Regions from separate parts of the Homo sapiens genome. Here region 1 is linked to region 2. A link is an interaction called in ENCODE POLR2A ChIA-PET data of the cell type or tissue named here. Cell type or tissue: GM12878. All regions are shown on one strand. Each heading gives the region's core, and the rest is flanking DNA. Links, peaks and the distances in the headings are about the cores only.

The links. Peaks named below come from ENCODE experiments on the same cell type or tissue, not always from the same donor. Only the 100,000 strongest peaks of a DNase experiment are listed, where the experiment ranks them.
Region 1: POLR2A ChIA-PET joins it to region 2 with 7 read pairs; 8 of 35 experiments call an interaction of 5 or more read pairs at or near these places.

The regions. Positions count from the first base shown.
Region 1 is chr1:116,872,314-116,876,705 of GRCh38, forward strand. No RefSeq gene overlaps it. Among named protein-coding and RNA genes, the nearest start is that of PTGFRN, 35 kb to the right of the region's middle. In GM12878, for the core only: no CTCF peak of the experiment used is centred there; no DNase peak of the experiment used is centred there.
Region 2 is chr1:116,792,245-116,796,636 of GRCh38, forward strand. No RefSeq gene overlaps it. Among named protein-coding and RNA genes, the nearest start is that of CD2, 40 kb to the left of the region's middle. In GM12878, for the core only: no CTCF peak of the experiment used is centred there; a DNase peak (open chromatin) is centred at 2,757; H3K4me3 peaks cover 548 bases; H3K27ac peaks cover 675 bases.

The DNA of each region.
Region 1 (4,392 bases), core at 329-4,328, 80 kb after region 2:
TTGAAACAGTTGTTGAGATATTAAAAATGGATTTGCTTTTAAAACCGTTTGGAATAGTTTAGTCATTTTCCAGAGCCATAGATATTCTGTGCCAGTTGAGCACTTTTTCCCAAACCAACCTGGCAGACGGTTGTCTAATCAGGAAGCTTTGCAGGCAAGTTCCTTGGCTAAAACCCATAGGAATAAATGAATTTGGGTTTCTAAAGTTCCAGTGTCTCAGTACAAAGAGAGATAGGTAACCCTTTTTCCTAGAGATACTGATGATGATATAAATTGTGGTATGACAGAATGCAAATTCCCTAAGCTTGGAATTCTCCTCTAACTGACATGTCACAGAATAAGATGGCATCATGTTTACTTCAATTTGTGGTCTCTCTAAACCACTTTGGTCTTTGGCCCCCAGATCTGCCCATTTCAGGGAAACTGGAGTAACTCAAAAAAGTAACTTGTCATGAATTAGTTAGGATTAGGTTTGGCAGCAGGATATTGAACTCTCCCTACTCCCCAACACCTTCACCTCCCTTAAAAAACAATAACAAAAAAAAAAACCAGTGGCTTAAACAACATGAAAGTTTATTTCTCTTTCATATAAGCCTGAATAGGTAGTCCACAGATGGTAAAGGGCTCCACAGTGCAGGGAATCAGATTTTTTTTATTTTTATTTTTCTGCCTTAACTGCATAATCTCCACTTCCTAAATCATCCTATCGTCCAAAATGAATGCTTGAGCTCCATCCCGCATATCCCATTCCATCCAGGAGAAAGAAGAAAAAGGTAGAGAGCAGGAAAAGCTCCCTGCCTTTAAGAACACTTTCCAGAAGTTGCTCACACTACTTCTACTTACATCTAACTAACCAAACGTTAATCCCATGACCGGGAGAGAATCAAGAAGACTGGGAAGCAGTCCTTCTAGCAGCAGGTGCCTAGCTAAACATTTAAGGTCCTAATACTTTAAAATAGAAGAAAACAAATGTTGTGAGACAATTAAACAGTCTCTCTGCTACAGTTTATCCCTTTGGCCTCCCCAAATATATGGGCATCCCCATGTAGGACACAATCCCTCCTCAAGGGGAAGAAACCCAGGGACTGCCTCCAGATCAAAGTCAAGATCTCTGAGTGAAGTGTAGTCTCCGTCTTCAAATCCAGATATGATGTTCACAATCTTGCAAGCTGTTTTAGTCTGTTCAGGTTGCAATAACAAAATACCTTAGACTGTGTACTTTATAAATAATATAAATTTATTTCTTACAATTCTGGAGGTTAGGAAGTCGAAGATTAAGGCACCAGCAAATTTAGTGTCTGGTGAGGGCTCTCTGCCTCGAAGATGGCACCTATTGCTGAATTGTCACATGGTGGGAGGGCAAAAAAGGGCCAGACTCCCTTCAGGCCCTCTTATAAGGGTACTAATTTCATTCGTGATGTCGTCACCTGCTGAAGACTACCCCCCGACCCCTTACTATGATGACATTGGGGATTAAGTTTCAACATGAATTTTGGAGGAGCCATATTCAAACCATAGCACAAACCATAAACTAAAAGATTAGTTATCTTTCCCATAACCCACTACATATGCAGTGATGTAGTAAGAACAAGAAAACCACAATTAAAACTACCAGTCAGAAAATGTGAAAGTCCCAGAAGTCGATCTATAGTAATTATCAAATCCTGCTGAGCAAGAACAGAGGGGACTCTCTTCTTAAACATCAGGAGTCAGCCGTCCGTCCTGTGGGAGGTGCTTCTGTGTCCATTATTCCCCATGGTTATGTCTGAGGCAGGAAGTGATGAGTTTGCCCTTTGGGGTGGGAGGACTGCTGCACAGCTTTCATAGCCTGTTTCTTGTTAATACATAGTTGGAGGCACAAAGGTTGCTTTAGGCATTGAATAGTCACAGGCTTTGGCAGATTAGGCTTGGATGCTTGGCAGTACAATTCCCTCAAAAACTAAGTAGGCATCTTTTCCATTTGCCTTCCATCAGTTCCATGTGCGAGTAACAATAGCCAAATATCTTGTCTAAAAATGGTTTTTAAACTGAAAGACTCAGATCTTTCAGACCTTTGTCCTCTGCCCACCCTTTGCCCCAGTTTAATGGCAGCTAGTTGAGTTTTGGAAGGAAAGCAACAGCTTTAATTGGATAGTAACAGCTAAGTTGTCACCCATTGTCTAGCAGACAGTTTTTAATAGCATTTTATTTTTATTATTAATTTTTTTTTTTGAGATGGGGTCTGTCTCTGTCGCCCAGGCTGGAGTGCAATGGCACGATCTCAGCTCACTGCAACCTCCACCTCCCAGGATCAAGCCATTCTCCTGCCTCAGCCTCCCAAGTAGCTAGGACTACAGGCATGCGCCACCATGCCTGGCTAATTGTTGTATTTTTAGTAGAGATGGGGTTTCACTATGTTGGCCAGGCTGGTCTTGAACTCCTGACCTCTTATTTTCTGAGACAGTTTCTCACTGTGTCAGCCAGGCTGGAATGCAGTGGTACAGTCATAGTTTACTATAACCTTGAACTCTTGGGCTCAAGCAATCCTCCCACTTCAGCTTCCTGGGTAGCTGGGACTACAGACACACACCACTACATCTGGCTAATTAAAAAAAAATTTTGTAACAGTCTTGCTATGTTGCCCAGCCTAGGTTAGTCAATTTAGATGGCAGGCCAAAGGCAGAGAGCATAGCCTGTACCACTTCCCTAATATCTTAACAATTGGACAGATTTAGCTGTAGTTTTCTACACTTCTGCTGCTCATGGAATTGAGGATTTTGCAACAATAACCACCAGCCCTCAGCCCCACTCTTGGTACTGAAATGAGAAAAGTTCCCTTGCCCCCCTTGCAGGGCGCGCGATGGGGATGTGGCTCGCTTCTTCAGTGAGCGGCTGTTAAACCTCTAGGGGAGCATACAGAGAGGCAAGCTGTGGGGCTCCGACCCCACTGCAGTGTCTAGGGGTGGATGTTTACAGCTCCTGAAGCCCCAGTGGGCGCGTGTTACAGGGTGCTCTTTTAGTTTGGCCGTCTATAGGCAGCTTGTGTTAACCAGCTCAATTAGACCCTCTACCTTGTTGCAAGGACAGAAGGCTTTCTGTATCCCGAGGTTCTTGCCTTGGTGTACTGGCGGGCTTGGAGAATGGGTGCAAGGTTTTTTTATTGAGTGGAAGTAGCTTTCAGCAGATGGGTGAGCCAGAAGGGAAATGGTTTTCCCCTGGAGTCGAGTTGCTTGACGACGGACCAGGCTCTCCTCTAACTGCCCCAAGCCCAACTCCATGACGTTCTGCCGGTTGGTGGCCTGCTGGCGTGCCGGTGCCTGTCGGTGTGTCCCTCTCCACCTCCAGCCACCTGTGTATTCCTCCGCTGATAGGCTCCTCTCGCCGTCCAGCTGCCTGTGTGTCTGCCTGCTAGGGTCTCCGGGGTTTTTATAGGCACAGGATGGGGGTGTGGCAGGCCAGGGTGGTCTTAGGAAATGCAACATTTGGGAAGAAAAACAAAAATGCCTGTCTCACCTAGGTCTGTGTGGGTAGAGCTCTAGCCAGGGACCACGCCCTCCTCTACCCAGCACTTCCCTTCCCCCATTCTATATCATTTAAAGGGACCATGCTTTTCCCTTCCCAGCACTGCTATTGCAGTACAAATTTATGGTTTAGTTAGGGTAGGTTAAATGGCTACCAGTAGTTGACCTAAGAATTTAATCACTCTAATACAAAAAATACATTTCTCCTTCTTTTTTTTTTTTTTTTTTTTTTTCTGAGACAGAGTCTTGCTCTGTCGCTCAGGCTGGAGTGCAGTGGCACAATCTTGGCTCACTGCAACCTCCGCCTACCAGGCTCAAGCGATTCTCCTGCCTCAGCCTGCCAAGAAGCTGGGATTACAGGCATGCACCACCACGCTTGGCTAATTTTTTGTATTTTTAGTAGAGATGGGGTTTCGCCATGTTGGTCAGGCTAGTCTTGAACTCCTGACCTCAGGTGATCCACCTGCCTCAGCCTCCTAAAGTGCTGGGATTATAGGCATGAGCCACCACGCATGCAACTGTCCAGGATAGGTGCTCCAGAGATTCAGGGACCCAGACTACATGAGTCTATGTCTTCGTAAGCAAAGGACTCATGTTAGTGAATAGTCTGACTAAATGTCTTATCTTAGACATTTTCCTATTAAGAGGTATAGATCTGCAATAAGAAAGTAAATTCTGCTGCTTAGTCAAAACTCAGAATTTTCAGCCAATAGAATTTAGTGTATGTGACAATAGGGCATCTGTATTAGAGAATGCCCATTTAAGGCTCTCTTAATTGCCCAATCTGAACCCATAACGCTGTGGGGCTATTATGAGCTTTGCACAAACCTGGATTCAAATATTGCCATTCCTATTACTTACTGCCTATGTGACTTTGGGCAAATTACTTAAT
Region 2 (4,392 bases), core at 302-4,301:
CCACTGGCTGATAACTGAAATTCCACTATTTATTTATTTATTATTATTATTATTATTTTTAGATGGAGTCTCGCTCTGCCACCCAGTCTGGAGTGCAGTGGCGCGATCTCGGCTCACTGTAACCTCTGCCTCCTGGGTTCAAGTGATTTTCCTGCCTCAGCCTCCTGAGTAGCTGGCATTATAGGCGCACACCACCACATCTGGCTAATTTTTGTATTTTTAGTAGAGATGGGGTTTCACCGTGTTAGCCAGGAAGGTCTCGATCTCGTGACCTCCTGAACTGCCCACCTCAGCCTCCCAAAGTGCTGGGATTACAGGCATGAGCTACTGTGCCTGGCCTGAAATTCCACTATTTTTTTTTTTTTTTTGAGACAGAGTCTTGCTCTGTCACCCAGGCTGGAGTGCAGTGGCGCGATCTTGACTCACTGCAAGCTCCGCTTCCCAGGTTCACGCCATTCTCCTGCCTCAGCCTCCCGAGTAGCTGGGACTACAGGTGCCCGCCACAACACCAGGCTAATTTTTTTTTTTTTTTTTGTATTTTTAGTAGAGATGGGGTTTCACCGTGTTAGCAAGGATGGTCTCGATATCCTGACCTCATGATCCGCCTGCCTCGGCCTCCCAAAGTGCTGAGGCGTGAGCCACCGCGCCCAGCCGAAATGCCACTATTAAAGCTTCATGTTGCGTTGGATGCCGTGGCTCATGCCTGTAATCCCAGCACTTTGGGAGACTGAGGAGGGCAGATCACTTGAGTCCAGGAGTTCAAGACCAGCCTGGGCAACATGGTGAAACCCCATCTCTACTAAAAATGCAAAAATATTAGACGGGCGTAGTGGCATGTACCTGTGGTCCCAGCTACTCAGGAGGCTGAGGTGGGAGGATTGCTTGAGCCAAGGAGGCAGAGGTTGCAGTGAGCCATGATTATACCACCACACTCCGGCCTGAGTAACAGAGCCAGACCCTGTCACGAACAAACAAACAAACAAACAAAAACATTATGTTTTTCAGCATGAAGCAGTGATGAGCAACTTGAGGACTGAGATCTACATGGAAGAACCACCAGACTGGTGAATGATTTTCAGGATGAATGTCCAGATACTAACTTGTTAGTGACTAAAAAGCCATGACAGTTTCCTCATTGACATTTCTTTTATTCAGTAAAGCAAGTATTCCAAGTCTTGAGAATCTATGTTGTTTTCCTTGCATTTTCATTTCATGGAAAATAAATGGTATGCAAAGAAGGCTGCTCACCTCTGGTTTAAGAGTTTGAATACTGTTAAAATGCAAATCATCACAGAAGAGTGCAGCTTAAAAACAACAACAACAACAACTTTATTTTTTAGAGCAGTTTTAGGTTCACAGCAAAATTGAGAGGAAGATACAGAGATTTCCTATGTACCCACTTCCTTCATAAAGTCATAGCCTCCTGAATTATCCACATCCCCCACCAGAGTGGTACATTCGTTACAATGATGAACCCACACTGACACATCATTGTCATCCAAAGTTTACATTAGGGTTCACTCTTTATGTGCATTCTGTGGGTTTGGACAAATACATAATGAGATGTATCCACTATTAGACCATACAGAGTAGTTTCACTGCCCTGAAAATCCTCTGTGCTCTGCCTGTTCATCCCTCCTTCCCCCTAACCTCAGGTAACCACTGATCTTTTCGACTTCTCCATAGTTTAGCCTTTTCCAGAATGTCATATGGTATGTAACTTTTTCATATTAGCTTCTTTTGCTTAGTAATACGGATTTAATATTTCTCCATGTCTTTTCATGGTGCGGTGGCTCATTTGTTTTTAACATTGAATAATATTCCATTGTCTGGATGTTACTATAGTTTATTTATCCATTTGTAACCAAATAGCTTAACTTCAAAATGCATTTTTTTTAAATGTCCCCTTTCTCTTTTCTCCCTAGTCTTTAAATACAACCTTGAAGCAAACTGCAGAAGCCTTTTCCTGTAAGCTTAAGGTAGACTCTATGTCCCACCCTTTCCCACCATATACTCCTTTTGCATTTATCTAACTGTATGCTAGTATCTAAATATGTTCTTACTTAGAAGTTCCAGGGGCTAATCTTTTTTTTATGGAATACACAGGGATTTAATATAGTATGATCTAAAAATTATCAAAAGCTGCCTTCCAAGGGCTAATCTTGAGACAGAAAGACCAAGCCTGGAGACCCAGCTGCAAAATTCCAGAGATTACCTCAAGGCAGCTAGTCAACAACCCGGCCATTGTTCCAGGTGGACTGAGACCCAAGATAGCAACCAAACAAGACACATGGATCTTGTACTCAGCACAACTCCTGCATGCTTCACATGTCAAGTTCCTCTTATTTTTTTTTTTTTTTTTTTTACAGAATTTGTTCTGTCGCCAGGCTGGAGTGCAGTGGCGTGATGTTGGTTCACTGCAGCCTCCACCTCCTGGGTTCAAGTGATTCTCCTGCCTCAGCCTCCCGAGTAGCTGGGGTTACAAGCAAGCGCCACCACACCCAGCTAATTTTTTTATTTTTAGTAGAGAGGGGTTTCATCATGTTGGCCAGGATGGTCTTGATTTCTTGACCTTGTGATCTGCCCTCCTCGGCCTCCCAAAGTGCTGGGACTACAGGCATGAGCCTCTATGCCTGGCCAAGTTCCCTTTTTTAAACTCTTGTTTTCTCCCCAGAAATTTAAAGTGATTACTTTGGATGGGGATCTGGTCACTTTCACTTCTGCTTTACTAGTTTTGGTTAATAAAGTCACTTTCTTTCTACCATATCTCACTCTTGTCATTGGACCTTGCAAGTGGCAAAGCAGCCAGACCCGTGCTCGGTTACACATTCACCTACTGAAGGATATCTTGGTTGCTTTTAAGAATTGGTTATTATGAATAAAGCTGAGTGCAGCCCTTTTTGTATGGAAGGAAGAGCATTTTGGCAAGGGTGCTGAAGGCATAGAAATGGTAGAAAGGGGCAGGAGATTAATGTGGGGAAGGGAGTTGGGGCAACCCACCCCGTACACAGCTCTGCCTGTGGCCAGCCCTGCTCAGAATATACTGGGCCTTAGAGCCCCATAGCAGAGGAAATGAGGCTGTGGCATGCAGGGCAGCTGGCCTGGTGCCCTCCTAAGTAGCTGTCAATCCCATGGAGCCCTCCACTAGTAGCCTCCAAGAGCTGCCTAGATGTTAGAAGAGAAATCTGTCCTTTTTAAAGCCAGAAAGTCCCCCCTTCCAGAGAAGGGACTCTTTCCTCAACCTGGAGCTCAGAGGAGAATCTGTGCTGGAAAGGCTAACGGAGTCTTGATCAGTGGGAGCACTCCTTGGGGGAGCACTCCTCAGGGGAAACACTTCTCAGGGGGACCTCTCCTCAGAGGGAATACCCTTCAGGGAAGCACTTCTCAGGGGCACTTCTCAGGGGAGCACTCCTCAGCGGGAGCACATCTCAGGGGAACTCTCCTCAGAGGGAACACTCTTAGGGGTAACTCTCCTCAAGGGAAACACTCCTCAGGGGAGCACTCCTCAGGGGGAGCATTCCTCAGGGGGGAACACTCCTTAGGAGGAGCACTCCTTGAGATTACCGCAAGGCAGCTAGTCAACAACCCGTCCATTGTTCCAGGTGGACTGAGACCCAAGATAGCCACCGAAACAAGACACATGGATGTTGTACTCAGCACAGCTCCTGCATGCTTCACACGTCAAGTTCTTCTTCTTTTTTTTTTTTCTTTTTTTTTCTTTTTTGACAGAGTCTCTCCTCAGAGGGAGCACTCCTCAGGAGTAATTCTCCTCAGGGGTAACTTCTCTTAAGGGGAAGTCTTCACAGGGACCATTCCTCAAAGGGAGCTTTCTTTCCTCTATGTGCTTTCCACCTGGCAGGGTCTCAGAGCCATATGTGCTCCCACTTCCTTACAGGGCAGGATCAGATACCACCATTTACACCCTCACTGAAAAGGCAGTCACACACACTCATACTGTAAGGGAGGAAAAATATCTTTTTCTTGACCCAACTTAGATTCATGGCTGAGGCCCCTGTAACAAAAAACAGATTAAAAAAAAAGAAAGGTCAAAAACAATGTATTTAACATAAATTTTACATGACACAGGAGCCCTCATCAGGAAATGAGGAAACAGGTAAGCCTGAATATTTTCATGCTAGGTTTGATGAAGCACGGACAATCGTGGAGAAATATGAGAGGAGGACAAAAGGGAACTATTAATGGTGACAAAACTGGGGAAAACTTAGCAAGCCTTGTTGTTCAGATTCCCCTCCATGTCCCTGTGTCTCCAGGGACAAGGATGCTCCTTTCCCCTGGGTGTAGGGAGGGAACCGTTCACCTCTCATGTGAAGGTTTTATGACCTGCTTCAGGGGAAGGTGAGAAAATCCTTCCTACGTTTTATGGAGAAGATT